4 separate regions of the Homo sapiens genome follow, and regions 1, 2 and 4 are each linked to region 3. Evidence: chromatin loops called from intact Hi-C (ENCODE). Cell type or tissue: PC-3. All regions are shown on one strand. Each heading gives the region's core, and the rest is flanking DNA. Links, peaks and the distances in the headings are about the cores only.

What was found. Hi-C counts contacts between places; a loop is a spot of excess contacts. Peaks named below come from ENCODE experiments on the same cell type or tissue, not always from the same donor. Only the 100,000 strongest peaks of a DNase experiment are listed, where the experiment ranks them.
Region 1: it touches region 3 in a loop (6-fold over the local background); 8 of 110 quality-filtered maps call a loop at or near these places.
Region 2: it touches region 3 in a loop (20-fold over the local background); 23 of 110 quality-filtered maps call a loop at or near these places.
Region 4: a loop joins it to region 3, with 9 times the contacts of the local background. A loop is called at or near these places in 94 of 110 quality-filtered maps.

What each region holds. Positions count from the first base shown.
Region 1 is chr12:12,331,162-12,338,848 of GRCh38, reverse strand. MANSC1 (MANSC domain containing 1) reads left to right here. Exons shown (of 4, transcript NM_018050.4): 3 at 289-429. It also overlaps the pseudogene RPL23AP66. Among named protein-coding and RNA genes, the nearest start is that of MANSC1, 15 kb to the left of the region's middle. In PC-3, for the core only: CTCF peaks have their summits at 4,074 and 4,274 (motif pointing right); DNase peaks (open chromatin) are centred at 4,308 and 5,278; H3K27ac peaks cover 2,596 bases.
Region 2 is chr12:12,077,715-12,085,401 of GRCh38, reverse strand. It overlaps BCL2L14 (BCL2 like 14), which reads right to left. Exons shown (of 6, transcript NM_138723.2): 2 at 5,664-6,103. The coding sequence starts at 6,096. Among named protein-coding and RNA genes, the nearest start is that of BCL2L14, 11 kb to the right of the region's middle. RefSeq lists a silencer at 3,273-3,567. In PC-3, for the core only: a CTCF peak has its summit at 3,446; no DNase peak of the experiment used is centred there.
Region 3 is chr12:12,701,340-12,709,026 of GRCh38, reverse strand. It overlaps a transcript of GPR19 not described here. Among named protein-coding and RNA genes, the nearest start is that of GPR19, 9.0 kb to the right of the region's middle. In PC-3, for the core only: a CTCF peak has its summit at 4,243; a DNase peak (open chromatin) is centred at 4,226; H3K27ac peaks cover 412 bases.
Region 4 is chr12:12,373,169-12,380,855 of GRCh38, reverse strand. The region is part of intron 2 of BORCS5 (BLOC-1 related complex subunit 5); the gene reads right to left. Among named protein-coding and RNA genes, the nearest start is that of BORCS5, 20 kb to the right of the region's middle. In PC-3, for the core only: a CTCF peak has its summit at 4,035 (motif pointing left); a DNase peak (open chromatin) is centred at 4,015; H3K27ac peaks cover 778 bases.

The sequences.
Region 1 (7,687 bases), core at 1,325-6,324, 370 kb after region 3:
TGGCCTTTAAAGACTTTGCTTTGGCTTTGACTTTAGGAGGGACAGGAGCTTCCTTCTTCGCCTTCGGTGCCACCTTGTGAAAAAAAAAAAGCTAAACCCAATGTTTTTTAAAATTGCCTTAAGCAACTAAGCTAAGGAAAAGGAAATGATTCAGCGGTCAGCAAGCAAGTGAACAAAATGAACAAAGGTGTTTGTGTTGGACTCCATAATAAGTGAAGTTTTTCCTACTTGCCCTACTCTTTAGAAAATCGCATTTCAAAATCATGCTTATGAAACCTTTCATTGCAGGGGACAAAGCATGTAACTTGATGATCTTCGACACTCGAAAAACAGCTAGACAACCCAACTGCTACCTATTTTTCTGTCCCAACGAGGAAGCCTGTCCATTGAAACCAGCAAAAGGACTTATGAGTTACAGGATAATTACAGGTAATGAAAGCATTATACTTTTTCTTTTGTGATTGGAATAATTTAAGACTGGTTCATGTGAAAGATTTTCTACAAGAGTCTAAATAAAACTACCAGAAGGGGTACCAGACATATCAGAAAATCTCATGACTGGAAATTCAATTTATTAAACCAAAATTTGATTTCCAATGAAAGCCATGGTAGTATTTGTTCTGGTTTGTTTCTGTTTTTACCTTCATGAGATAAAAGACACACAAACCTTGTATGAAACGTTTTTGAAGCACCTCTTTAGAACAAGGTCGGCAACACTGGAATAAGTATACAGGTCTCCAGGGTGATTGTTTTGAAAGGGTGAAGACTTGTGTTAATATAGAAAGTTCTAGTATATTTGTTATTAAGTTCCCATTATAATCACATTATCTGAAATCAAACTTTTTATGGCCATACCACCCTGAACGCACCCAATCTCGTCTGAAATCAAACTCACTGGATTTTATTGTCTAGACTGGAAAGGAAATTCATTCAAGAAATATTTATTAAACATTTACCATGTGCCAGATTCTGTCCAAAGCACTAGAACTACAATCTCCATGTTCATGGAACTTACATATTAATTCAGAATGGAAAATAAATAGCAAAAAAATTAATATAATTCCTGGGATATGTTTTGCTGAGACTTTGGCTTGTTAATTTTTCAAGTTGAAGTGGTTTCAGTATCAATTTTTCTTTTTTTTGAGATTATCCATATAAAAAAGGTGAAAACAAATTAATGTTGCTTAGGTAATTCTGTGGACCCTTCATAGACAGTATTTGCATAAAATCAGAATTACAGAATTTAGTGGGGTTTGTTGTTGTTGTTGCTTGTTTGTTTGCTTTTTCCGAGATGGAGTCTCACTCTGTTGCCCAGGATGGAGTGCAGTGGTGCGATCTCGGCTCACTGCAAGCTCCGCCTCCCGGGTTCAGGCCATTCTCCCGCCTCAGCCTCCTGAGTAACTGGGACTACAGGTGCCCGCCACCACGCCCGGCTAATTTTGTTTTTGTACTTTTAGTAGAGATGGGGTTTCACCGTGTTAGCCAGGATGGTCTCAATCTCCTGACCTCGTGATCCGCCTGCCTTGGCCTCCCAAAGTGCTGGGATTACAGGCATGAGTGTTGTTGTTTTTTGAGAGAGAGTCTCACTCTGTCGCCCAGGCTGGAGTGCAGTGGTGCGATCTCAGCTCACTGCAACCACCACCTCCTGGCTTCAAGCAATTCTCATGCCTCAGCCTCCCAAGTAGCTGGGGTTACAGGCACCCACTACCATGCCCAGCTATTTTTTTTTTTTTGTATTTTTAGTAGAGATGGGGTTTCACCATGTGGGCCAGGCTGGTCTCACCTCCTGACCTCAGGTGATCCACCCTCCTTAGCCTCCCAAAGTGCTGGGATTACAGGCGTGAGCCACTACACCCAGCTTCAATTTTTCTTTTATTTAAGTTTTAGAAAGTTATCATCATACTCTTGATTTTTAATATTCTACTTGTTCATTTGTTCAATAAATAACAAATATTATTTAGCATCTCCTATGTGCCAAGTACTTTCTATGCCCTAAGGAAACAACACTAAACATGAAAAACAAGGTTCTGGCCATGTGGTAGCTCATGCCTATAATTCCAGCACTCTGGGAGGTGGGAGGATCACTTGAGCCCAGAAGTTAGAGACCAGCCTGGGCAACATGATGAGACCTCATATCCACAAAAAATTAAAAAAATTAGCCGGGCATGGTGGCATGAGCTTGTAGTCCCAGCTACTTGGGAGGCCAAGGCAGGAGAATTCCTTGAGACCAGGAGGTCAAAGCTGCAGTGAGCTGTGTTCATGCCACTACACTCTAGCCTGGGTGACAAAGTGAGATACTATCTCTAAAAAAAAAATAGGAAAACAAGGTTCTCCCTTCTGGAACTTATGTTTTAGGGGAGAGAGACAATAACCATAATAAATAAATAATCAAGAAAAATATAGTCACAAGTGCTATGCACAGAATTGAGACAGGACGGTATAATAGACAATCAGTAAGTAAAGTTGTAACCCCTAAACTGAGATCTGAATAGTGAGGAGCCAGATGTGAGGAGATCAGGGGAAGACCTTCCAAGTCCAAGGTCCTCAGGCAGAATGCTTTGGAGTGTTTGAAAAACCAACACTCCAATCCCAGCTGGTTGACTCATTGTGAAATACGCAGAGAGTGATATGCAAAACGGTGGGGAGGGCCAGATCACATAACACCTTGTAAGTCATAGGAGGGAGTTTTTTTGTTTGTTGTTGTTGTTTTTGAGACAGAGTCTCACTCTGTTGCCCAGGGTGGAGTGCAGTGGCGCGATCTCAGCTCACTGCAACCTCCGCCTTAGGAGGGGCATATGCCACTACACGTGGCTAATTTTTGTATTTTTAGTAGAGATAGGGTTTCACCACATTGGCCAGGCTGGTCTCGAACTCCTGATGTCGGGTAATCCACCCACCTCGGCCTCTCAAAGTGCTGGGATTACAGGCATGAGCCTCCGTGCCCGGCCGGGAGTTTTTAGGTGTGTGGTGGGAAGCTGTTGGGAGTTTTATTTTTATTTTTTTTTTGAGATGGAGTCTCACTCTTTTCACCCAGGCTGGAGTTCAGTGATGCAGTGTCGGTTCAGTGCCACCTCTGCCTCCCAAGTTCAAGTGATTCTCCTGCCTCAGCCTCCTGAGTAGCTGGGACTACAGGCAAGCATCACCATGCCTGGCTAATTTTTGTATTTTTAGTAGACATGGTCTCGCCATGTTGGCCAGGCTGGTCTCAAATTCCTGACCTCCTGACTCATGTATGTAATCCCAGCACTTTGGGAGGCTGAGGCGGGCAGATCACAACGTCAGGAATTCGAGACCAGCCTGGCCAACATGGTGAAACCCCGTCTCTACTAAAAATACAAAAATTAGCCGGGTGTGCTGGTGCGTGCCTGTAATCCCAGCTACTCAGGAGGCTGAGGCGGGAGAATTGCTTGAACCCAGGAGGCAGAGGTTGCAGTGAGCTGAGATTGCGCCACTGCACTCTAGCCTGCACGACAGAGCAAGACTCTGTCTCGGGGAGAAGAAAAAAAAAAGGTGATTTCTCAAAGCTCACCGTAGCCGCCCTCTTGGGAATGGACAGTGACACAGCAGCAAAGTGGAAATGGAAAGACTGGTTAGGAGGCGCAGGTGAGATCTGGGTGAAGAAACAGGGAGTGGCGGGCGAGATGGAGAGAGTAGTGGACATATGGGCTATTCCGAAGTAGAGTTGACAGGACTTGCTGGTGGTGTGGGTCTGGGGAACCAGAAAAAAAGAACCATCAAGGCCAAGTCCTAGTTTTTGCCTTGAGCATCCAGATGAATGGTGACACCATTTGCTGCACTGGGGGAAACTTGAGTAGTTTTAGGGTTGTGGAATGGAATCTAGGTGGAGTGGAATCTAGGGTTCTCTCTTGACTGCATTAAGTATGAGGGGCTTCGGGGAATGATACTGCCCAGGGTGCCTGCGTGTTGACACTGCTTTGCCCCCTAGCTGAGGCTGTGTCTGAGTTTTGTTCATGTGCCAGGGAAGCCTGATGGGTCAAACATCCTCTCAAACAGGAGCGTGAAGCACAGAGTATTGTGTAAATAATTGTTGTTAGGATACGATGATAGAAATTACAGCTGAATTTGTTTTCTAATACTTCTGGAGTGTTGTTACTTTTGTAATGCACATATAAAAGAGCATGTATGGGATGAAGTTCCTTGCCAATGGGAACGGAAAAAAGGGAACTTGGCATGTGCATAAATCTTTTTAGGGCGAGTGTGAAGGTAATGAAGTGAAATTAGAATTAAACTGTTCTTGTGGCAGCCACCAGGGGGCGTTGCCGGCCCCTGAGCAGGTTGATGGACACCTAGGGGCAACGTGGCACCAACCCCGGACATAGTATGCAAAGGACTGTTTATATCTACAGGATGTGTGCAAGTTGTGTTTGTAATTCTGTGTATGAATCTGTCCATGTTGATGAATTCATATTACCCCATTAAAAATGAATTATCTGCCTCCTGCCTGGAGTGAAATTAAATACAGATTATCTGTTTGGTGGTTTGTTTCTGGAAGAACTCTATTTCTTTTTCTTTTCTGTCTCTCTCTCTCTTTTTTTTTTTCTTTTTTTTTAAGGCAGCATCTCACTCTGTTGCCCAGGCTGCAGTGCAGTGGCGCGATCATGGCTCACTGCAGCGGCGCGATCATGGCTCACTGCAGCCTCCACCTCCTGAGCTCAAGCAGTCCTCTCCATTCAGCCTCCCAAGTATTTGGGACTACAGATAATGCACCACCATGCCAGGCTAATTTTTTAAAATGTTTTGTAGCAATGGGGGGGTCTCAGTATGTTGCCCAGGCTGGTCTCAAACTCCTGGCCTCAAGCAATCATCCTGCCTCGGCCTCTCAAAGTGCTGGGATTACAGGCATGAGCCACCGTGCCCAGCCTCTATTTCCTATATCCCATTGACTAATATTTACGGACCAAGAGTTTGAAAGATGACAGTGGATTCTGTTCATTCTCTAAAGCCATTGCAGTTTGGTATTTAATCTTTTATTGTTGTTGTTGGCAGCTTCATGGCATGTCATTTTTACCAAGGACTGGAAGAATAGGAGAATTCAGACATAGAATAAATTGGGAGTCTGTTTGCTCAGCTGGGGTCCCAGTAATAGTCAGTCTCTCATTTTTCAACTCAGTGAAGTCGTTTGAAAATAAAACTCCAAAGAGGAGTTAAGGGCGCTGAGCTGCTTTGCAGCTCCCTTTGTGGCTCATCTCTGCGTGACTGAGAGGAAGCACCATGCCCCAATGGCAAACATGAGTGGGTGAGGCGAATGGAGCAGGTGTGGAGGATCCCTTTGTGGTTCTAGGACCTCTGCCAACAGAGGAATCTTATCAAGAAGTGGGACTGGCCCTAGCTTTGCTTTATTTATGAGCTTGCATGCTTGAGAAAGAAAACAGCTGTTTTGGCCATTCTTGTCAATGGCCATATTTAAGTTCTGATTTCACACACATCACAGAGTGTTTACTTAAACAGTCTTTTTCTTTTTTAACTTTAAAATGAATTATAGGCCAAGTATGATGGCTCACACCTGTAATTCCAGCACTTTGGGAGGCTGAGGTGGGCGGATTGCTTGATTCCAGGAGTTCAAGACCAGCCTGGGCAACATGGCAAAATTCTGTCTCTACAAAAAATACAAAAATTAGCTGGGCATGGTGGCATGGCATTGTGGCCCCAGCTGCTCAAGAGGCTGAGGTGGGAGGATTGCTTGAACCCAGGAGGTTGAGGCTGCAGTGAGCTGTGTTTGTGCCACTGCACTCCAGCCTGGGTGACAGAGCAAGACCCTGTCTCAAAAATATATATATATATATTTTCAAATATATTTCATTTGACCCAAATTCTACTTTAGAGTAGAATACTATATCCTAGAGCAGATGTCCACCAACTTTTTCTGCCAAGGGCCAAATAGTATTTTAGGCTTTTCACACCAGTACTTTAGGTTTTGAAATACAGAAATTTGAATTTTGTATACCTTTCCTGTGTCACACAATTTTCTTTTGATTATTTTTCAGCCATTAAAAGAAATATAAAAACTGGCCAGGCATGGTGGCTCACCTCTATAATCCCAGCACTTTGGGAGACCGAAGGGGGTGGATCACCTGAGGTCAGGAGTTTGAAACCAGCTTGGCCAACATGGTGAAACCTCACCTCTACTAAAAATAGAACAATCACCCAGGTGTGGTGGCACGCGCCTGTAATCCCAGCTACTCAGGAGGCAGAGGTAGGAGAATCGCCTGAATCTGGAAGGCAGAGGTTGCAGTGAGTCGAGATCATACCACTGCACTCCAGCCTGGGCGACAGAGTGAGACTCTGTCTCAAAACAAATAAAAATTTTAAAAAACGTAAAAACCATTCTTAGCTTGCAAGTCATACAAAGACAGATGGCAGGCCAGATTTGTCCATCAGGCCGTAGTTTGCTGAGCCCTGTCCTAGATGGACGAATAAGTGACAGAGTGACAGTGCAAAGAACCTCTCAGAGGGGTAAGGCTTAGAGAGTAGTCACGAGATGGCATGAATCCGTAGCTGCCTCTGGATCCGTCTGTAGGAAAGAGGAGACTGAGGACCAGTTTGGAAACTGGCATGGAGGTGAATTGAGGAAGAAAAAGGAAAAGAGAGCAGGAGTGAGTGGACTGAGAAATGCCAGGACATTCCTCTGCTTCTTTCCTTGTGTTTTCTGCAGTTCTAATGTGAGATGGTTAGCCTAGCAGCAGAGTGATACATGGCAATTCACCTGGTCATTCCCTGCACTTGATTGCTTGAACAGGTCTTTCCAGTTTGAGCTGTGATAAATGGGGTGTGTGATCAGGAGAAAAATTCTAAGCTTCATGGAGCAGGAGCAGGATCTGGGGCTGGTTTCTCCTCAGCAGGCATCGGGACTGTATGGTTTTTCTGCCCTCTGTGTCTACAGTGTGGTCATCATGATTTCAAATATTGGTCCCATCATCCTCATGACCTATGACATTGGCTCCAAAATTCTAATCTTTGAGAGTCCAAATGAAATCTCCCAGATAGCCTCCCTCCTCTGCGCACAGTGCTGGAACGATATATCTCTGGTTTTTTGTTGTCGTTGTTGCTGTTCTGCTGCTGCTGTGGCCTCAGTGCTCAGAGCGGAGACCAGACCCTGCCTGGCCCCTCCTCCTCCTCCCTGTCAGAGACACACCACAGGGATTCTGCTCCCTCTCTCCTGCTCTATTGCCTCATTTCCCACAGCTTCCACATACCTTTCTTGCCTGCCTCATGCCCCCACTGAAATCTCTCCTGATGATTACTTGCTCCCCATTTGTCATCTCAGTCTTAGGTGGCATGTCTTGCAGAAGCCCACACCTTCCCCCGCATTCTCCCTGCCAACCTTTCCTGCTCAGGTCACCCTCCGGCCCACTTTTTTCCCTGGCCTTGGCCCCTTAGGAAGACGGAGAACCCTTTCCATCTTTGTAAGCCTCTTGCTGCCCTGCTGAGCCCCTCCGGCTTCTCTGCTGTGCACCTCCCACCTTTTCCTTAATTTGCCTGGTCCTCCTCCACACATTTCTCTTCTCTTCTGTCCTATCATGCTAGAAATAAACCACAGCATCTGGTAGAGAGGCGGCGTTATCAGATTCTCATTTAGCAATTTGTGTTTTTCCATTTTGCACACATTTCAATGAAATGTCAAGTATCAACAGTTTGGAGATTTTTTTGTTTAAGAGACAGGATCTCC
Region 2 (7,687 bases), core at 1,069-6,068, 620 kb after region 3:
AAGAAATGGCAAGAGGCTATCTTCCAAAGCCAAGGGAAACTTCCCTGGCCATGTCCTCAGGAGATGAGAAAGGAAAGCAGGCCTCTGCTGCCTTTTCAACCTTGTGCAGCTCATCTAGGGTAATCAGCATGCGGTTCTACCACCAGAAAGCACCCTGTGCCCATCTTGCACATTAAGAAGCTCCATGAAGGGTCCCAAAGGCTCTGTCCCCTCCTCCTCTCATAAGGCAGGGTGGCCACAAGATCACCAACAGGTACAAAATTACTCAATCTGGCTAACTGTGTACAGGGTATTGACTTTTTTTTTTTTTTTTTTTTTGAGACGGAGTCTCGCTCTGTTGCCCAGGCTGGAGTGCAATGGCACGATCTCGGCTCGCTGCAACCTCCACCTTCTGGGTTCAAGCCATTCTCTCTGCCTCAGCCTCCTGTGTAGCTGGGATTACAGGACGTAGTGGCTCCCGCCACTACGTCCAGCTAATTTTTGTATATTTTCAGTAGAGACAGGGTTTTGCCATGTTGGCCAGGCTGGTCTTGAACTCTTGACCTCAGGTGATCCTCCTGCCTCAGCCTCCCAAAGTGCTGGGGTTACAGCAGGGTATTGATTTCTGTGGGTTTGTGGACATGGAGTGAGACATGTCCAGGAGAAACTATAAGCAAACATGTTCCCACAGATGCACTAGCTCTAGTTAAAATTCCCATCTTGGATATTTTAATTTTAAAACATGAAAAAGAAAAGATTATATCCTTGTCAGACTTGGTCCTGTCTGATAGGCGAGGGAACACTGGATGGGGTGGGGAGAAGACAGAAAGGCTGTCTGTTCCTTGGAGTCTGTTTTGGGGGTCATCGTGGCGCCAGGAAGAGCAGGCCAACAGGGTCGGAAGGTCCCATTTCGCCTGTGGTCTGAGGCATTTGTTTTAAAGAGAAAGGGCAGGGGGTTGGGGTGTGACTTCCTTATGGACTGCTCTTTCCCACTCAGTATCCACTTTCTTCTTCTTCCTTAGTAACAGACCTCTAAAATGTGAGGGGCAGCAATGAACCCAGCTGAACAAACTATATTCCCTGGGCTCCCTTGCAGTAGGGAAGGGCCAATGAGATGTCAGAAGCTGGGGGCAGTTTCAAGAAAGCTCTCGAAAAGGGAGCTAAGGCTGGGTGCGGTGGCTCACGCCCGTAATCCCAGCATTTTGGGAGGCCAAGGCGAGGCCATCATTTTAGGCCAGGAGTTCGAGACCAGCCTGGGTAACACAGACCCCATCTTTACAAAAGATTAAAAAATAATAATAAAATAAAAGGGAGCTGAATTACCTAGAAAGAAGGCACCCTTTGCCCTTCCTTTGCTTCCTTTTTATTCTTGCCTGAGATGTAGACATGATGGGTGAAGCCCCAACAGCCACCTTTAGAATATAAGGTGACTTTGAGGTGGAAGCCACGAGCTGAGGGATGGCAGAATTCCCAGGAATTCTTTTTTTCACCCCGTCATCCAAGCTGGAGTGCAATGGTGTGATCTCAGCTCAGTGCAACCTGCGCCTCCCAGGCTCAAGTGATTCTCCTCCTTCAGCCTCTCGAGTAGCTGAGACTGCAGGCGCGCACCATGGCGCCTGGCTAATTTTTGTATTTTTTTTAATAGAGACGGGGTTTTGTCATGTTGCTCAGGCTGGTCTCAAACTCTTTGGCTCAAGTGATCTGCCCACCTCAGACTCCCAAAGGGCTGGGATTATAGGCATGAGCCACCCTGCCTGGCCATTCCCAGAAATTCTTAATAACTTTGTGGAGCTGTCATATCATGCCTGAGCTGCCAAACTTTTGTCCTCTTTTAAAGGAGAGAAAAGCAAACCTGTATATTATTTAAGCCATGGGTATTTGAGTGTTCCACTGTATATCGCTGAACCTCACCTTAACTATAACATTCCACGTGAGCAAATCGTAGCTATGGAGAAACAAAAGATTCACAAGTGAAAGAGCCTGGGTTGGTAGTCTTTAAAACTGGTGTTATTGTCCATTTCTCTGCATCCTGAGGCCTCTTCCTAACAGAGTTTGGTCTTGGGACATAATCTCACAGTTCCCATGTAAGCCCGGTACTGAGGCCTGGCAGTGGCTGTACAAGGCTACATAGTGACTTACAGTTAAAATAACCCAGGTGAGGCCAGGCACGGTGGCTCACGCCTGTAATCCCAGCACTTTGGGAGGCTGAGGCGGACAGATCACGAGGCCAGGAGATCGAGACCATCCTGGCTAACACGATGAAACCCTGTCTCTACTAAAAATACAAAAAATTAGCCGGGCGTGGTGGTGGGCGCCCGTAGTCCCAGCTACTCGGGAGGCTGAGGCAGGAGAATGGTGTGAACCCAGGAGGCAGAGGTTGCAGTGAGCCGAGATCAGGCCACTGCACTCCAGCCTGGGTGACAGAGCAAGACTCTGTCTCAAAAACAACAAACAAACAAACAAAAAAGAACCCAGGAGAAACCAAATTTGCAAGGCCTGATTTGTATGTGGCAAAATAGAAATAGAATGTGAGGCTCTCTTGGATCACGCTCAATGTAAAACCGACACAAGTAACACAAGTAAAAAACACACAATTAACTGACTAAATGCAAGCGTGAGGAGAAAGGTGATAAGGGAAGATAAGCTGTAAATATGTGTTTAAAGCCTTCTTAGGAGGTAATCATTTTTCATTTTTTATGGAGAATATTATTCAGCCATAGGTACTATTCAGCTATTCAGCACATTAACACATCACCTAAGTGTTTTTGAATGTAATCTTTAATTCTCAATCTCACATAAAAGTTTTCTTTCCCTACTGAAAAAAGAAATAAAAGCTTCTCTTGAAATTTTAGAAAATAAAAAAAATGTCAAATGACACTCCAGTAAATACTGAAATACAGAATGCAATTTATCTCAGGAAAAACCAGAAGACTAAGGTCTGTAAAAGCTTTCTCTGTCTGCTGGCAAAGTCCACAGTACAGGCCAAGTAGAAAAGCCTATTTAGGTGCCTCCAAACTGTTCTTTGCCCCAGAGCCCAGATGCCACCCCCGGCAGAAGAAGCCATGGCTGGGTGAGGGCAGCTGAGGGGTGGGGAGGCAGATGTGGAGGGAAGGACCACAGGGGGCCGCTCCCTCTTGCCCTAGACCTGCCCTAGCTGGGCAGAGTTCAGAGAGCAGATGCCTTGCTGTAAAAATGAAACAAGTCTAGGGAGAGGCCTGGACTTCTGGTGAGTCCAGGCTCTGCTACTTCCTGGATGTTTCCTTGGTAAGCCCTTTTTGTGGGACTCCCATTTCCTCATCCTGTCTGTGCCATGAGGTTCCCTCAGATGATCCTGACCATAACTCCCACTGTTCTAAACATCTGAAACTCTAATGGGAAAAGGGAGTTTCCTTGATCATAGTGAGTGATCTAAAGCTGTCTATGAGTGGGCTGATTCTCCAAGCAAGCCAGGACTGTCACATTTAAAAACTGAGACATTACTGCCACCTCTTGACTAATTATTGACAAGTTACCCAGGCCAATGAAACTCAGCAGGAGGGGGCCTTTCTTTTAAAATCTGGCTTTGCGGCTGGGTGCAGTGGCTCACACTTGTAATCCCAGCACTTCGGGAGCCCAAGGTGGGCAGATCACGAGGTCAGGAGTTCGAGGCCAGCCTGACCAACATGGTGAAACGCTGTCTCTACTAAAAATACAAAAATTAGCCAGGCCTGGTGGTGCGCGCCTGTGATCCCAGCTACTCAGGAGGCTGAGGCAGGAGAATTGCTTGAACCTGGGAGGCGGAGCTTGCAGTGAGCCGAGATTACACCACAGCACTCCAGCCTGGGCGACAGAGCAAGACTCCATCTAAAACACCTTAAAAAAAAAAAAAAAATCTGGGCTTTGGGCACTGGGCTTTGTTGAAGGGGAAGAAGATGCTTATGCCAAGGTGTGCGCATGAAGGGCAACTGTCTTTTTTTTTTTTTTTTTGGAGACAGAGTCTCATTATGTCACCCAGAGCTGGGGTGCAGTGATGTGATCTTCGCTCACTGCAGCCTTGACCTCCTGAGCTCAAGTGATCCTTCCACCTCAGCCTCCATAGTAGCTGGGACAACAGGCATGTGCCACCATGCCTCGCTAATTTTTTTATTTTAATTTTTTAATGGAGACAGGGTCTTGCTATGATGCCAGGCTGATCTCAAACTCTTGGTGTCAAGTGATCCTCCTGCCTTGGTTTCCCACAGTGCTGAGAGTATCGACGTGATGGGCTCTCACTCTGTCACCCAGGCTGGAGTGCAGTGGCATCATCTTGGCTCACTGCAACCTCTACTTCCCAGGCTCAAGCCATCCTCCCACCTCAGCCTCCCGAGTAGCCAGGACCACAGGCGTGCACCACCATGTCTGACTAATTTTTTTGTATTTTTTGGTAGAGACAGGGTTTTGCCATGTTGCTAAGGCTGGTCTTGAACTCCTGAGCTCAACCGATCCACCCACCTTGGCCTCCCAAAGTGCTGGGATTACAGGTATGAGCCTCAGTGCCTGGTGAAAATGTTTCATTAAGTACAATTAATTTTGTCCAACTGAGGGAAGATTTTGTCTAAATGCTTCTCAGTTGTTTTTGTAGGATGGTTTGTACTTTGTCAAGAGTCCTTTTACTCTTGCTCTCTGATCTTCCCATCAACCATACGAGGTGGAGAGAGTGGGGTACCCAATGTACAGATGGAAACACAGAGGCCCTGAGCGAATGAGTTGACTTAGGAAGAGCAGCGGCCCAGGCAGCCCAAGCAAGCCCCTGGTTAGGGCTCGTTCTTTTTTTTTTTTTTTTTTGAGACAAAGTCTTACCCTGTAGCTCAGGCTGGAGTGCAGTGATGCAATCTCGGCTCACTGCAACCTCCGCCTCCCAGGTTCAAGCGATTCTCTTGCCCCAGCCTCCCGAGTAGCTGGGAATACAAGCATGCGCCACCATGCCCGGCTAATTTTTTGTATCTTTAGTAGAGACGGGTTTTCACTATGTTGGCCAGGCTAGTCTTGAACTCCTGACCTTATGATCTGCCCACCTCAACCTTCCAAAGTGCTGGAATTACAGGCATGAGCCACTGCGCCTAGCCTCCTTCTTTTATATTGGTGTCTGGTACAGAGGACTAGGAATTTGGGAAACAAGCTTATTTATAGACAGTGGAGAAAGAAAACCAGTCCCAGCACCCTTAACTTCCATCATTTCCTTTTAGTCATTTTTTTTTTTTTGACGGAGTCTCACTCTGTCACCCAAGCTGGAGTGCAGTGATGCCATCTTGGCTCACTGCAAGCTCCGCCTGCTGGGTTCACGCCATTCTCCTGCCTCAGCCTCCCGAGTAGCTGGGACTACAGGCACCCGCCAACACGCCCGGCTAATTTTTTGTATTTTTTAGTGGAGACGGGGTTTTACCGTGTTAGCCAGGATGGTCTCAATCTCCTGACCTCATGATCCACCCGCCTTGGCCTCCCAGAGTGCTGGGATTACAGGCGTGAGCCACCGCGCCCAGGCAGCAACTCCTTTTAGTCTTGAGAAAAGCAGGGCAATTATGATTGAACACTAATAAGTTGGAAAGCTGAGGCACAACGCATGCCTTCTCTAAAGCCACTTTACAACATGAGAAGAGATGTACCACTCTGGACACAAAGAAGGGAAAAACCAGGAAGCGGGAGAGAAAGAAATCCCAGATGCCTACCTTCATGCTCCAAGCACTGCTCCACGTTAGAAAGACACCTGGACCACTGCTGGCTGTGCGAATCTTGGTATTCCAACGTCCTTTGACCCTGAGCAGAGACCTTGGCAGGCGTGCTCTGCGAATCTTCCTTCTCCACTACTCCAAAGAATGCTTTCCAAGAAGACTTTTTCTTGCCAAGGTTTATGGCCTTCTCACTGGATTGGGAATTTCTGCAAGGCCATGACACCTCTGTCCATGACTCATTTGCTGAACAATTCCCCAGGCCCCTCTGGGACAAACTTCTTGTTCTCAGCAGCTTTGGTGAGAAGAGAGCAGGGGTGCTCTTGAAGACATGATGTCTGGTGTAGTAGGCGAGGATTTTGAATTCTATGGTGTTTAGGTCATCATCATCTAGGGGGATTTCTTCCAGGTCACACCCACTGGTGCTACACATGTTGGGCCTGTAACAACAAAGTCCACACTGTGCCCTTCTATGCAGGGCCACTTACCCTTTGCAGGTTAGGAGAGACAGGGGTGAAAACTCAGGAAACATTTATTGAACATCTATTGTGTTTGTGCTGGAGGGTAGAGAGGGAAAAGCCACAGTCTTACTAGGGTGGGAAGAGAGACATGGCCATAGATAACTCCACATAAAGAAAATGAACTGCCGGGTGCGGTGGCTCACGCCTGTAATCCCAAAACTTTGGGAGGCCAAGGCGGGCAGATCATGAGGTCAGGAGTTCAAGACCAGCCTGGCCTATACAGTGAAAGCCCGTCTCTACTAAAGATACAAAAATTAGCCAGGCATGGTGGCGCACGCCTGTAGACCCGGCTACTTGGGAGGCTGCGGCAGAAGAATCGCTTGAACCCAGGAGTCGGGGGTTGTAGTGAGCTGAGATTGCGCCACTGCACTCCAGCCTGGCGACAGAGTGAGACTCCGTCTCAAAAAACAAAAAACAACAGAGAGAGAATGAACTAATGAACTAAGTAAGAGGTCTAACAGAGATGCAGATAGCCAGGTTAGAAGGCAGGGATAGGTGAGCTTCAAAGAAAGAGGCAAGTGAAAGCTTTTGGAAAGCTAGAAGGAGTTAGACAGGTGGGTGGATATTGGGGCTACAACAGGGCGGGCAGAGGGGAGATTATAGGTGAATTCAGAATGTGTTTGAAGAGTGGTGAGAGAACTGGGACAGCATACGTATGCAGTTTGCAAATAGCCAGGGCTTGAAAATAGTGGAGGGAAAATAAGTGAACTAGCACTTGGGTCCAGATTATGGTGGTCTTTGACTATCAGGCTGAAGCTTCGCATTTTCTCACGTTGATCAGTACATTTCAAAATGAGCTGTGGACTGTGGAGTTAAAGGTCTTGCTGGGGAGGTGGCAAAAGAGGGAGGCCAATTCAGGGAAGAGAAATGCCTGGGACCTGACCCTTCCCTTCCTCGGTTCCTTCTCCCTCTACCCTCTGCTTTAGCTTGTCCCGGCTTCTCTCTCCTCTCTCTCTCTCTTTCTTTTTTCTTGCTATATTTGGTATGCCATGTAAGATTTCATCTGAAAAAAGCATCCTGTTATTTTATTTTACTTTTTACGAATTTGAAACACACTGATGGAGGCAATGGAGAGCTGTTCAAAGTTTTGAGTAGAGAGTGATGTGATCACAGGCATGTTTGAAAAAGATCAGTACAAGCACTAAAACAACAGGATGCAAGCATTTCTTCTTTATTTCCATACGAATAACAGGATAGATAAAGAACTGATTTTGTTCAATTTCCTTTGCTTGAGCTTACATGAAATAACTCCTTCTCTGGTTTCCTGCTAGGAAAGCAGTTCTTTTTGCTAATAATCTGTTTCCTTCTGCTGTCTGTTAAGGACTACATTTTCCTTTTAGTCTCAGATGCGAGAAAGCTCAGATCTACCGTGTGAAATGTCCCAGGCAGTGAGCGTATCAAGAATTAGCTTGGGCTTCTCAGTCTAACAGTCCCAAATTCAGATTGTGGCCATGCCAGTGACTAGTTTTGTGACCTGTGGCAGGTTACTCCATCTCTCCAAAC
Region 3 (7,687 bases), core at 1,746-6,745:
ACCCAGTCTGGAGTGCAGTGGCGTGATCTTGGCTCACTGCAACTTCTCCCTCTCCTGGGTTCAAGCAGTTCTCTGCCTCAGTCTCCCAAGTAGCTGGGATTACAGGTGTGTGCCACCACGCCCAGCTAATTTTTGTATTCTTAGTAGAGATGGGGTTTCACCATCTTGGCCAGGCTGGTCTTGAACTCCTAACCTCGTGATCCACCAGCCTTGGCTTCCCAAAGTGCTGGGATTACAGGCGTGAGCCACCGTGCCCAGCCACTTTAAATACTTTAAAGCAGGTTCCCTGGTGTCATCACATTTGATCCTCATAAGACCACAATTGTGAGGCAAATGCTATTATCCACTCTTGCAGATGAAGCTCTGAAATAGAGAACTGAGTGTTCCAAAGCCACAAAAGAGAGCAGAGAAGGCACTAGGACTAGTGTACTTATTAGTCCTACTTAAGCTGAGTCCAGAATCCATTGTAGAAGATGCAGTGACTGGATAGGTTTGCAATTATATCACTAAGGCTTCATTGGTTTAATTTACTTAGAATGCACTATTCACAAAACAAAGGCTCTGGGGAAAATGGGATTCAAATGCCTGGAAAAATGGCATCTTTGAAAAAATTAGATTCAAGAAGGGTTTAAAACTAATCTAGTGGGGTCAGAATTTAAAGAAAAAAAATGCATCAGGCATTTTACTTAGATGAAAATTTTCATTTCCAAGTAAAATGTAATGAACTAATGCAAGTTTACCAGCATTGCCAGGACCATAAGGATAGGAAATAGGCCGAGGTGGGAGGATGGTTTGAGCCCAGAAGTTTGAGACCAGCCTGGGCAAATAGCGAGACCCCATCTCTACAAAAAATTTAAAAATTAGCTGGGCATGGTGGCACATGCTTGGAGTCTCAGCTACTCAGGAGGCTGAGGTGGGAGTATCGCTTGAGCCAGGGAGGTTGAGGCTGTAGTGAGCTGTGATCACGCCACTGCACTCCAGCCTGGGCGACAGAGCTAGGCCGTATCTCAAAAAAAAAAAAAAAAAAAAAAAAAAAAGAATAGGAAATAAATAGCAAAATTTGGATTCATGATCACACACATAATTTAATTTCCATGGTTAAAACATAAGTGGACAACTTCTACTACTAAAATACAGAATTTGGGCTCGGCGCAGTGACTCATGCCTGTAATGCCAGCACTTCGAGAGGCCAAGGTGGGAAGATCGCTTGAGGCCAGGAGTTTGACCCCGCAGTGAGCTATGATGGCACCACTGCACTCCAGCCTGGGCGACAGAGCGAGACCCTGTCCCTAAAAAAATAAATAAATAAAATATGGAATTTGGAACAATAAACATATTTATTACCAATCCACCACATTCAACTACATTCTATTTTTTACATTGAGAAGACATAAAGGAGAACATTTTCCCTGATTCTGATCTTAGTCTTCAGTTTATACAAACTTCCATGTAAAACAAAACTGGAACCTACCCACTTGCTGTTCTTGACCAACTCTCTGAATAATTATCCACATTAATATTTGTTCATTTCTTCATTCATTAAATTTTTAATGAACCCTCACCAGATGCCAGACTCTCTGAGGACACAGCAGAGAACAAAGATAGCCAAAGTCCCTGCTGTCATGAAACAGAACTTACACTCAAGTGTGGAAGACAGACAATGGACAAATAAATAAGCATAATATGTCATGTTGCTGTAAGTGCTAACACGACAAATCAACTAATTAAGAGTACGGAGGGTAATGAAGGCAGATGCTGTATGAACAAGGAAGGACTTTTCAATAAAGTGATATTTGAGTAGAATCCTGAATGGAATGAGAGCATGGACCATGTAATTTTGTGTTGCAGGCACAGGAAATAGCAAATCCAGAGGCTCTGAGGTAGGAATGTGTCTGGGATAGTTGAGGGACAATAAGGGAACTAGTAAGCTGGAAACATGGTGAGTGGGGGCTGGGGAGTAGGAGATGAAGTCAGAGAAGAAGGAAGTAGAGACCCCAATCATGTAAACTTTATAAGCCATGGTAAAGGCTGGATTTTATGCCAATTGAAGTGCATCATCCTTGAGCATAGAGTTTTTTTACCTGACTTCGGGTAACTTTTGTCACTTTGCTGAGTAAGAAGTATTTCAAAGAGGCAAGAGAGAAGTAGGGAGACCATGTATTATAGTAGACTATACACTAATCCAGATAAGAGGTCATGGGCCTCAGACCAGGGTGGTAGCAGTGTACATGAAAAGAAGGGTAGAGAGTTGATAGTGTGTTTTTTGAAGATACAGCCAATGGGATTTGCTGAAGATTTGGAAATGGTCTGTGTGTGTGAGAAAGAGTTCATGATGACTCCAAGCAACTGAAGAAAGGTATGACCAGTTGCTGAGATAGGGTTGATTGAGAGATGAACAGATTTTGTTTGGGTCATGTTAAGTTTGAGATGTCCATAGACATCCAAATGGAGATGTCGAGTAAGCAGATGGATATGTGAGTTTGGAATTCAGGGCAGAAGGGTCTGTGCTGGAGATACACATTTGGAAATGTTTGGCATTCAGATGATATTAAAGCTATGAGACTAGATAAGAACACCAAGGGAGTGGGTTTAGATGTAGAAAAGAGCTAGGCAGTTAGCCTTAGGGTACTACAACTTTTAGAAATCAAGATGAGAAGTATCTAGATAAAGGAGATAGGGAAAAAGCCCTTAGTAGAGTGGAGGAGAGCCAAGAGAGAGGTGACCCAGGGATCAAGTAAAGAGAGTGTTCCAAGGAGGAAAGCATGATCAAATGATTCCAATGCCACTGATAGGTCAAGTAAGATAAACACTGAAAACTGACCATTGCATTTGGCCATCAAGTTCACTGATGACTTGATAAGAGGAGTCTTGGTAAAGATGTGAAAGCCTGACTGGTGTGAGTTAAAAAGAGAAAGTCATGTTATGCATGCTGTGTACCCACATGAATAAATTATGCACACACACTCCTAGTCTAAGCAGAGGGTAGATGGGTTCTGATCAGGAAACCAGTCTGGCAACAGGCCAGGCTGTGGCCAGGGGTGAGGGCTGGCTGACGGGGAAGCAAGCATATTAAAATGGTGCCATATATTGACTGCCTTTCTCTACTCTTTCATTGCCTGGTTTTACACTGTTTCCTTCAATATCTTTTCTTAACTGTCATAAAAAAATTATCATACTGGCCAGGCTTGGTGGCTCATGTTTCTAATCCCAGCAATTTGGGAGGTGGAGGCTGAAGAATCACTTGAGCCCAGGAGTTCAAGACCAGCCTGGGCAACATAGTGAAACCCTGTGTCTACAAAAAACACAAAAATCAGCTGGGTGTGTGGTGGTGTATGCCTGTAGTCCCAGCTACTGGGGAGGCTGAGGTGAGAGGATCTCTTGAACCCAGGAGTTCAAGGCTGCAGTGAGCTGTAAACATGCCACTGCACTTTTCAGCCTGGGCAACAGAGCGAGATCCTGTCTCAAAAAAAAAAAAATTGCCATGCTGACAAATGACCTTATCTTTAAAAGTAACCATTTTTGCAGGATATGCTAAGAGAATTAGCAAATAATTAGCTTTGCTTGTGAGTCTCTCATTTCAACTGGCAAATGTTCTGCTTAGAAAATCACTGTAGAACAGCATCTTCTGTTCCCACCATAATAGACTATCTTATTAACCAGATAAACAGTGTATGGCTTTATTATAAATTCTCAGCAATTTTTTTTTTCTGAGATGGAGTTTCGCTCTTGTTGACCAGGCTGGAGTGCAATAGCACGATCTCAGCTCACTGTAACCTCCGCCTCCCAAGTTCAAGTGATTCTCCTGCCTCAACCTCCCGAGTAGCTGGGATTACAGGCATGGGCCAAGATCGCACCACTGCACTCCAGCCTGGGTTAGAGAGCAAGACTCCGTCTCAAAAAAAAAAAAAAAAGATGCATTTCTATTTATTCTTGACAAAAAGCCTTTCCCAATGCTGTAATGATGGTGTTTTTCTCCAAACCTCGATAATCTGCTCGGATCTTCTATATTGGTGTATCAATTATATCTCCAATGTCAAATGCAATTTGCAATTAGTTGCCTTTTTCCATAACTCAGGATAAGATTGTTTGACCTAGAATGTTTCCAAGTAGTTTTCCTTCCCTTCCTTTACTGAAGAAACAGAAACATCCAAAATAGTTAGGCGCTCTGTGGCCACAGGAGGACAGAAGAGGATTAGTAATGAGATAGACTACCCTCCCCCAATTCGGAACATTCATGAAGCAGGAATGTAATTGACCTGCTGTGCTGTTTAAACAGCACAGGAGGGCAGCACAAGGCCAGAACTGTCAGCCCTAATCCTGCAACTATTCCAAACCACAACTGTATTTATAATCTGCTTTTCTAAATGCATACACAAGAGTTTTAATCCCCACCAAATTTAATTGAACTCTAAATTTGCATAGATTCTACCTATTCAACATTTTTATATCATTTTCATACACTACTCACACAATAATCTGAATTTAACAATTATTTTATGATAGTATTTTTTGTTTTTATTTTTCTGAGACAGAGTCTCGCTCTGTTGCCCAGGCTGGAGTGCAGTGGCACGATCTCGGCTCACTGTAACCTCTGCCTCTTGGGTTCAAGCGATTCTACTGCCTCAGCCTCCTGAGTAGCTGGGATTACAGACCTGTACTACCACACCCAGCTAGCTTTTGTATTTTTAGTAGAGGCAGGGTTTCACAATGTTGGCCAGGCTGGCCTCAAACTCCTGACCACAAGTGATCCGCCCATCTCAGCCTCCCAAAGTGCTGGGATTACAGGTGTGAGCCACAGCGCCTGGCCTTATGATAGTGTTTTAACAGTTGTCTATACAGTCAAGTTAAGTATTACAACCCTTAACAAGTGAAGTAGAACAAAAGATCAAAGGTGACTTCTCTATAGTCACACACGATTGGTTGCAAAGTCAAGATAACAACCTAAACTTGATCCTTTTCCACTACACATAGCTCTTTCAGAAAGTGCTTCCCCCGCCACATACACACCAACACATACACTGTCTCTATGACTTACTCACTTTGACTTCAGATATAAATCTATTTAGTCTTTAATCTTTTTTGTATCCTCCAATGAAGCTAATCTAATGCTCTAAACAAAATAACCGCAAAGTAGGTAATTAGCACCCAGTAGATATGATTGGCAAGTACACCTGGTTCTAGTGAAGATCCCAGAGATGGCTCCCAGTGCACGGTATTAGGAATCCTAGACATGGCAGTCATGCAACTTATACAGTCTATAGCCCCTTCCAAGAGAAAAGTACTCCAACTCCAAGCCACTGGCTTGGGCTCCTAACTCAGCACTATGGTTTATGATGGGGCCTGGTACAGACTGCTCTACCCAAAAGAAAGAAAATGGTTATTAGCTAAGCCAAGAACTAGAACTAGGAAGTACAGTAAGAACTAGGAAGTACAGTAAGAAGAAAACAGACAGGTGCATTGAGAAGACATGTAGGGACCAGCAGAATCACTATGTGCTAGAGCGAGGGGCCATAGGCTTCTATGGCAAAGATGTCTAGAATTCACAGACCTTGGGAATCTTTGATTACCATTTACCTGCGAACCTTTCAAGGTCCCATAGTTTGGCTTTTCATGTCCTATGGCTAAGATTCCTGTTACACACACGAACACGCACTCACGCATACTCCATATACTACTTGTGGTAAAAAGTGAGACTGTGTCTCACAATCAATAGACCTTACCCAACCACCAATGCCACAGACATAGAGGCAAGTTGAAATTAGGTAATAGATCCTTTCCACGTCCAATATAAGGGTAATCTAACCTCAGCCAAGCTCATTTGGAACATGTGATACTTGACCCCAGGTGTACTTCATTCACTCAATATGTATCCTTTATTACCTACAATGTGTCAGGCATTGTGCTGAGTGCTAGAGTTACAGAGACAAACAAGCACCAGAAACAAATAAGACAAAGTCTCTATTTTTGTGGGGCTCCTAGCTCTGTGGGAAAAGCTGGAACATCATACAAAAAAAGGAAATAAATTATAGAAAATTTAAGGAAACTGTATACTGATTGCCTAAACGGTAGATTCTCTTTTGCACTTAAGTCATCCTAACAGCTCTTCTATCCAAGTTCAGTTTATCAGTCATGATGAGATTCATGTCAGTATACGGTACATCCAAGTGAAAAGACCAGAACAAAATTAAATCATCATTTTTTAACACCTTTATCACTGGGGTGTAGAATAGTGTAATTAGAGGGCCAGGATTAATAAGTTCATTATGACCATTATTTAACAGGAATGCTGCGTTCTCAGGACTTTAAATGTGACTATGATGTTTTAGATTTAAGTTGAACATCCCTTACTGGTTTGTTTTGAGTGATTCTCAAAGCAGAGAAATAATGAAAACTGGTTTAAAATAGAGAAAAAAAACGAGAAGGCACTGAGTAAAAGGAGAATGGAGATCCAGAAAACTAGGGTCTTTTAAAATGAGTCATCACCGTAAGGATCTAGATTTATCACAGGTCTATATTTACCATGGATTTAATCATAATTACTGAAACTAATTTTTTAAAAAACCCACCAGTACATACTCTAACATGTTTAGCCTGACTTTGTAACACTATTTTACAGAGTATTCTGTTGCACTTTTTTAAAGCACTAGAGATGTGAGTCAAATACCAACTTGTATTTAGAATTTTAGAAATATTCTATCTAATCTGTTATTCTATTCCTAATAGAATAAGATTCTATTAATATTTTAGAAATATTATATTATTTATTCTATTCTATTCTATTAGTATTCTATTATTTTAGGATACAGCACAATTAAATTCAACAAATATTTAGTTGTGCCTAATTTGTACAAACCATAAGGCTAGTCATCAGAGGAATTTTGAAAAGTGAATAAAATACAATCACTGTCTTCAGTGGGAGGAGCTTTATTCTACATATGCAAATTAAAAATATTATTCTACATATAAAAATCAGACAATAACATAAACATAAGGCCAAATATGTGTTCTATAAAAAGATGATGCAAGCAAAATGCTTATAGGAGAGATCAGGAAAAGATTTACTGAAGAGACAGCCTTTGTCCATTCTTTTTTTTTTTTTTTTTTTTTGAGACAGGGTCTCACTCTGTCACCAGGCTGGAGTGCAATGCCATGATTATGCCATGACCTCTTCAGGCTCAAGCAATTCTGCCACCTCAGGCTCCCAAGCAGCTAGGATGACAGGCACGCACCACCACACCCAGCTAAAGTTTTCATATTTTGTAGAGCCAGGATTTCGCCATGTTGCTCAGGCTGCTCTCAAACTCCTGGAGTCAAGCAAACCTCCTGCCTTGGCCTCCCACAGTGCTGGAATTACAGGCATGAGCCACCTGGCCTGGCCTTTGAAATGGTTCTTTAGAACTCAATGGATTTTAGCTGGGAGAAAGGGGTAATTGAGTAAATCAAATGGGGCGATTAACTAAATGTTAACTTGGTGAATAGAAAGGACACTGTCCAAAATATCCCATAATTGGGTACCAACTCTTTGAAATTATAGGATTAGGATTTTCTCTCCCTTTTGTCTACTGGCAGTCCTATCTCCCACAATAAAAGCTTTATATGCCAGATATAGTCATTATTAGCTAATGGGCAAGCAACAAATGGGGAGATAATGTTAATATAATTCAGAAATTACATTGCTTCATTCATT
Region 4 (7,687 bases), core at 1,163-6,162, 330 kb after region 3:
CAAGCACACAAAAATAATCTCAACATCATTAGAGAAATGTAAATGTAAACCATAATGAGATACCACTACACAACCACTCTGATGGCTATAATCAGAAATAAAGAGAATACTGAATTCTCATACATTGCTGGAAGGAATGTAAAATGGTAATTTTGAAAAAAGTTTGGCAGTTTCGTAAAAGTAAACACAAAGTTACCATACAACCTACCAATTCCGTTCCTAAGAATCCACCCAAAAGAAATAAAAACACATTCACATGAACACATGGTCACAAAGGTTCATAGCAGCATTATTCATAACAGGCAAAAACTGGAAGTCAGACTCAAAAGAGTATGTATTGTATGATTCCATTTAGATGAAGTGTCCAGAAAAGCTGGCCTGTGGTTGCCTAGGACTGGAGACTGGGAGCAGAATTAACTGCAAACTGGAAATAATTTTGATATGGTCCTCATTCATCTCTTTTTATCTCTGATTAGATCAAGCCATCTTCCATATATAGGCACACCTCATTCTATTCCACTTCAAATTTTTTTTAAATTGTGCTTCACAGATACTGTGTTTTTTTTTACAAATTGAAGATTTGTGGCAGGGTGCTTACTTCATGTCTGTCACATTTTGGTAATTCTTGCAATATTTCAAACTTCCATTATTATGATATCTGTCATGGTGATCTGTGATCAGTGATCTTTGATGTCACTATTGTAATTGTTTTGGGCACCACAAACCACACCCATAGAAAACAGGAAACTTAAACTGAGAAGTGTTGCATGTGCTCTGACTGCTTCACGGACCAATCATTCCCCCGGCTATCACCCTCTCCTTGGACCTACTCCCTGAAATACAATAATATTGAAATCAGGCCAATGAATTCCCCTACAATGGTCTTTATGTGTTCAAGTGAAAGGAAGAATTGCACATCTCTCACTTTAAATCAAAAGCTAGAGTGAGGAAGGTATGTTCAAAGCTAAGACAGGGTAGAAGTCAGGCCTCTTGCACCAGTTTGCCAAGCTGTGAATGCAAAGGACAAGTTCTTAAAGGGAATTAAAAGTGCTACTCCAGTGAACACACAAAGGCAAAAACAGCCCTAGTGCTGACATAAAAAGTTTTAATGGTCTGGATAGACAATCAAACTAGCTCCAACATTCCACTGAGACAAAGCCTAATCAAGGAAGCACCTCAGAGGTTCTACTTCTGGGTCTTCAAGGGAACCCACTCTTGCCTTAAGCTATTCTAGTGGATTGCTTAATGGGCTTTAGTGGATCTTAAAAGCTCTGTCGGGTAGGAGATTCTAAATTCTTTCTGTTGACATCCGACCTCTCAGTAGATAACTTAGTTCAAATACAAAATTGAAATCTTTTCTAAAACAAAATTGTATTTTTAAACTTACTATTTTTGAATAAGAAGTTTAAAAAAAGCAAAAGAAGTTAAAGAAAAGTTGCAGGCTTAGGTGTGGTGGCCCATGCCTGTAAACCCAGCACTATGGGAGGCTGAGGCAGGCGGATCACCTGAGGCCAGGAGTTCAAGACCAGCCCGGCTAACATGGTGAAACCATACTAAAGATACAAAAATTAGCCAAGCATGGTGGCACGTGCCTGTAGTCCCAGCTACTCAGGAGGCTGAGGCAAGAGAATCACTTGAACCCGGGAGGCAGAGGTTGCAGTGAGTCAAGATCGCTCCATTGCACTCCAAGCCTGGGCAACAAAGCAAGATTTTTGCCTCCAAAAAGAAAAAAAAAAAAGAGAAAAGAAAGAAGAAAGAAGAAAGAAAGAAATAGAAAAGTTGCATAAAGTATAGGATTCCAGATGGGTGCAATGGCTCATGCCTATTATCCCAAGCACTTTGTGAGGCAAAGGTGGGAGGATCCCTTGAGCCCAGAAATTCAAGACCAGCCTGGGCAACATACGGAACCCTATTTCTACAAAAAAAATTAAAAATATTAGCTGGGAGTGGTGGCACACACCTGTGGTCTCAGCTACTCAGGAGGCTGAGGCAGGAAGATTACTTGAGCCTGGGAGGTCGAGGCTGCAGTGAGTCATGATCTCACCACTACACCCTCAGCAGCTTCCCCTTAATATTAACATAGTATGTAACTGCAATACAATGATCAAAACCAGGAAATTAACACTGCTACAATATAATCAACTAAACTACACAACTATTCAAATGTGCCCTTTTTTCCCACTAACATCCTTTCTCATTCTAGGACCCAATCCAGGACCCACACTGCATGTCTCCTTAGTCTCCTTAAATCTGTGATAATTCTTCAATTGTTCCTTGTCTTTCAAGACTTTGACTCTTATAAAGAAAACCGGTTAGTTATTTTGTAGCATGTCTCTAATATTTTTTCCTCATTTAATAATATTACTATCAACAAGAATCATGTACTGAGGGTTTATTAAGTGAGAGGTACTATATACTAAGCCCTATGCCTATGTTCTCTCTTTTAAATAAAAGTGTTTGTAGTAGACTTTATGTATTTTTTTGGAGACGGAGTCTCACTCTGTCACCCAGGCTGCAGTTCAGTGGCACGATCTTGGCTCACTGCAACCTCTGCCTCCCAGGTTCAAGCGATTGTCCTGCCTCAGCCTCCTGAGTAGCTGGGATTACAGGCGCACGCCACCATGCCTAGCTACTTTTTGTATTTTTAGTAGAGACGGGGTTTCACCCTGCTGGCCAGGCTGGTCTCAAATTCCTGACCTGAGGTGATCTGCCCGCCTAGGCCTCCCAAAATGCTGGAATTACAGGTGTGAGCCACCGTGCCCGGCCTATAATAGACTTTAAAACAGAAGTATTTTAAAATCAAAGAGCAATCATCTTTAATTCATTCTTCTTCAAGTGCTATTGTTTTGTAAATTACAAACTATCATGCAACATATTATTTTCCCACACCAATATCCTTCAATGTCCCCTCCAATATCCCTAAAAAATATTAAACCTAAATGTATGCTTTAAATTCAGGGCCCTTGAGTTTTTATCTTTCTAAATCTTTACTGCCTGCATTTTCCTATCCTTAAACCTTGGCTCATTGCTTTCTTCACTTGTAACTGTCCTACTTTTGCATCTCTAAATATGCTTTCTCTTAAGGACACCTTTGATCACTACCGCTAGCTCTCAAGAGCTACTGATCCCCTGAAATACTACAGAAGCTAGTGAATGCACTACTCATTTGGTTTACATACAATACCCTGTGCTGTGGGCATGTATTATCTCCCAAATGAGACTTCTTGAGAGCAGAGGACCTGTGAGCTATCTTTTCCCCCATGACATCTAGTATACTACCCTAATGCTTAATTGCATTTACTGAGTACCTACCAAGTGCCAAGCTTTGTGCTGGGCCCTAAGAAATCCACGATGTCTAAGACAAAATCCCAACTCTTGGCTGGGCATGGTAGCTCATGCCTGTAATCTCAGGACTTTGGGAGGCTGAGGCAGACAGACCACCTGAGGTCAGGAGTTTGAGACCAGCCTGGCCAACATGGTGAAAACCATCTCTACTAAAAATACACAAAATTAGCCAGGCATGGTGGTGCGCGCCTGTAGTCCCAACTACTCGGGAGGCCGAGGCAGAAGAATTGCTTGAGCCTGGCGGGGCGGGGCTTGCAGTGAGCCAAGATCACACCACTGCACTCCAGCCTGGGCAACAGAGCAAGACTCCGTCTCGAGAAAAAAAAAAAAAAAAGGACAAAATCTCAACTCTTGAGAAACCTGAGGTGTGACGATAAATGCTTCTCTGAGTACAGAGATAGACTGAAAATCGTTTTCTCTCCAAAAAATTAAGGTCACTAAAAAGTTTCCTCCGGTAGTAAGATTTGTCCTTTTCTGTCCTGATAAACACTAAAATAAGTAATTCTAGATTACTAACGTGTCACAGAACATGTATATTTCCCAATCAGCTTGTGCTTGAAGCAAGCTGTGACTTAGTTTTATGAGAAATGCAGGTGCTACAGAGGAAGCCTTATTAACCAAAGGCCTTTGAAAAGACTGCACCAGGTTGCAGCAGTTTCAACAAGCTTACCAATTGTTTTAGTCTAGTGACATCTAGTGGTAAAAGTGTTGTTAAACACAGGACTGCTATAAATTTAATTACTACACTAAAGGAAGGCCATCTTATTTTAAAAATGGCAAAATATGAGAAAGACCTATGGCATTTATTATTAATTTGCCTTTGGCCTATGTAACTGTTAACTCTCTGTTGGATTTATTTTTTCCTTCTCCTATGGCTGAGAAAAATTAATTTTGACATAACATAAGATTTACTGAAATAAAAAGATACTGATTCTTTAAGTTAGAGAAAAGCCCTCAATTAAAAAAGATTGAAGAGCAGGCCAGGTGCAGTGGCTCACGCCTGTAATCCCAGCACTTTGGGAGGCCGAGGCAGGTGGATCACGAGGTCAGGAGATAGAGACTATCCTGGCTAACACTGTGAAACCCCCTCTCTACTAAAAATACAAAAAATTAGCCGGGCGTGGTGGCGGGCGCCTGTAGTCCCAGCTACTCAGGAGGCTGAGGCAGGAGAATGGCGTGAACCCAGGAGGCAGAGCTTGCAGTGAGCTGAGATGGTGCCACTGCACTCCAGCCTGGGCAACAGAGTGAGACTCTGTCTCAAAAAAAAAAAAAAAAGACTGAAGAGCAAAGCAATCCCAATTGTCACCTGTTCCGAAAATCCTGCAAATCAAAACAGACTTTTTGTTCATAAATATTTACTTACTGACACTTTCATATACTGCTAAAAATGTTTAGAGACAGGATTACAGACCAGGCATGGTGGCTCACACCTGTAATCCCAACACTTTGGGAGGCCGAGGTGGGCGGATCATGAGGTCAGGAGTTTGAGACCAGCCTGGCCAACATGGCGAAACCCCATCTCCACTAAAAATACAGAAATTAGCTGTGCGCGGTGGTGGACGCCTAGAATCCCAGCTACTCGGGAGGCTGAGGCAGGAGAATCACTTGAACCCAGGAGGCAGAGGTTGCAGCGAGCTGAGATTGCACCATTGCACTCCAGCCTGGGCTGGACTCCATCTCAAAAACAACAACAACAACAAACAAAAAAAACCATGATTACTAACTTTTGCTGATGATTTTCACCAGTTGGTAGAAGCAAATGATTATCTATCCAAGTGCATTCTTTAAAATGTCACTTTGCATTTCACTGGCTTTCTGTGAAACTGAATTTTGATGGAAAAAATATTTAAACGTTATTAAATACCTATGACTGTGTTGTTGCTGTTGTTTCAGAGACAGGGTCTCACTCTGTTGCCCATGCTGGAGTGCCGTGGTATGACTGGAGCTCACTGAGCCTCAAACTCCTGGAATCAAGAGAGCTTCCCATCTCAGCCTCCTAAGTAGCTGGGATTACCAGCACATGCCACCATGACCAGCTAATTTTCAAATTTTTTGTAGAAATGAGGTCTATGTTGCCCAGGCTGGTCTCAAACTCCTGGCCTCAAGCAATCCTCCTGCCTCAGCTTTCCAAAGTGCTATGATCACAGGCATCAGCCACTGCACCAGGCCAACTATGACAGTTTTAAGATTCCTCTACAGGCCGGACACAGTGGCTCACGCCTATAATCCCAGCACTTTGGGAGGCCGAGGCGGATGGATCACCTGAGGTCAGGAATTTGAGACCAGCTTGGCCAACATGGTAAAACATTGTCTCTATAAAAAAATACAAAAATTAGCCGGGCATGGTGGCAGGCACCTGTAATATCAGCTACTCAGGAGGCTGAGTCAGGAGAACTGCTTCAACCCAGGAGGCAGAGGTTGCAGTGAGCCAAGATGGCGCCATTGCACTCCAGCCTGGGCAACAGAGACTCCAGCTCAAAAGAAAAAGAAAAAGAAAAGAAAAGAAAAGCAGTATATTCCAAATACAAACTTGGTTAATAATTTTTTTTTTTTTTTTTGAGACAGTCTCACTCTGTCACCCAGGCTGGATGCAGTGACGCAATCTCAGCTCACTGCAACCTCTGCCTCCTGCATTCAAACGATTGTCCCACCTCAGCCTCCCCAGTAGCTGATTACAGCTGTGCGCCACCACGCCCGGTTAATTTTTTTGTCTTTAGTGGAGATGGGGTTTCACCATGTTGGCCAGGGTGGTCTCAAACTCCTGACCTCAAGTGATCCACCCACCTCAGCCTCCCAAAGTGCTGGCATTACAGGCATGAACTACAGTGCCCGACCTGGTTAAGAATTCTTTTTGGCATCTTTTATTTTATTTTATTTTATTTGAGACAGGGTCTCATTCTGCCACCCAGGCTGGAGTACAGCGCTATGAACACCGCTCGACCTCCCAGGGTCAAGTGATCCTCCCACTTCAGCCTCCCAAGTAGCTGGGAGTACAGGTGCACACCACCACACCTAGATAAACTTTTTTTTTTTTTTCTGTAGTACAGACAGGGTCTCACCATGTTGTTCAGGCTGGTCTCAAACTTCTGGGCTCAAGTAATCCTCCCACCTCGGCCTCCCAAAGTGCTGGAATTAGAAGCATGAGCCACTGTGACTGGCCAGCATCTTTTAAATATGTTTTAAAATATATATAGAAGACTTTTAAACTAAGAATACCCTTGGCCGGGTGCGGTGGCTCACACCTGCAATCCCAGCACTTTGGGAGGCTGAGGCGGGCGGATCACGAGGTCAGGAGATCGAGACCATCCTGGCTAACACAGTGAAACCCCATCTCTACTAAAAATACAAAAAAAAAATTAGCCAGACGTGGTGGCGGGCACCTGTAGTCCCAGCTACTCGGGAGGCTAAGGCAGGAGAATGGCGTGAACCCGGGAGGCAGAGCTTGCAGTGAGCCGAGATTGCACCACTGCACTCAAGCCTGGGCGACAGAGCGAGACTCCGTCTCAAAAAAAAAAAAAAAAAAAAAAAAGAATACTCTCTGCAACCCTGCCTTCTCTATGTAGCTACCTGCTATTCATCCCTCAAAGCTCAGCTGAATTCTACTTCCTCTAGGAAGCCTGCCCCAAATTCCCAGGCCAAATTAATAATTATCTCCTCCATGTTTATCTACTCTTTGGGACATGTGGCCAGTGTTACTAATATGATATTATTGTGAATACTTACCTGTCTAAATCGCTCACAAAACAATAAGGTCCTAAAGGGCAGCAACTATGTCTTCTATTTTTTGTACCTGCACTGTCTGACCACATCAGGCACTTAGCAGGTGCTTATCAATATGTTGCAGAAATGAATGACCAATTAAAGGCTGTTGGCAGGAGGGTCTTATAAGTAAAATGGAAAAACTGGTATCGGACAGAAAAATATGGATTAAAAAGCATTTTTTTAAGGATTTCTGCCTCTGCACATGAAGGATTAACTGCTATTATGCAATAATAAACAACTAGAAAACCAGACAAAAATATATGAAACACTCATTTCCGATACTGTATAACAGGCAGCACAGGACTTTGATCCCTGAAAGAAGGAAAACAAGCCCTACCATTTTCCCAGCTTATTACCTAAAGGCAGTTTCCAAGAGGCAGACCAGGGAGGTGTCTTGGTCGGTACAGGCTGCTACAACAAGAATACCATAAACTGGATGGCTTAAACAACATACATTTATTTCTCACAGTTCTGGAGGCTGGGAAGTACAAGATTTAGGTGCTAGCACATTGGATATTTGGTGAGGGCACTCTTCCTGGTTTGCAAATGGCTGTCTTCTCCTTGTGTCCTCACATGGCTA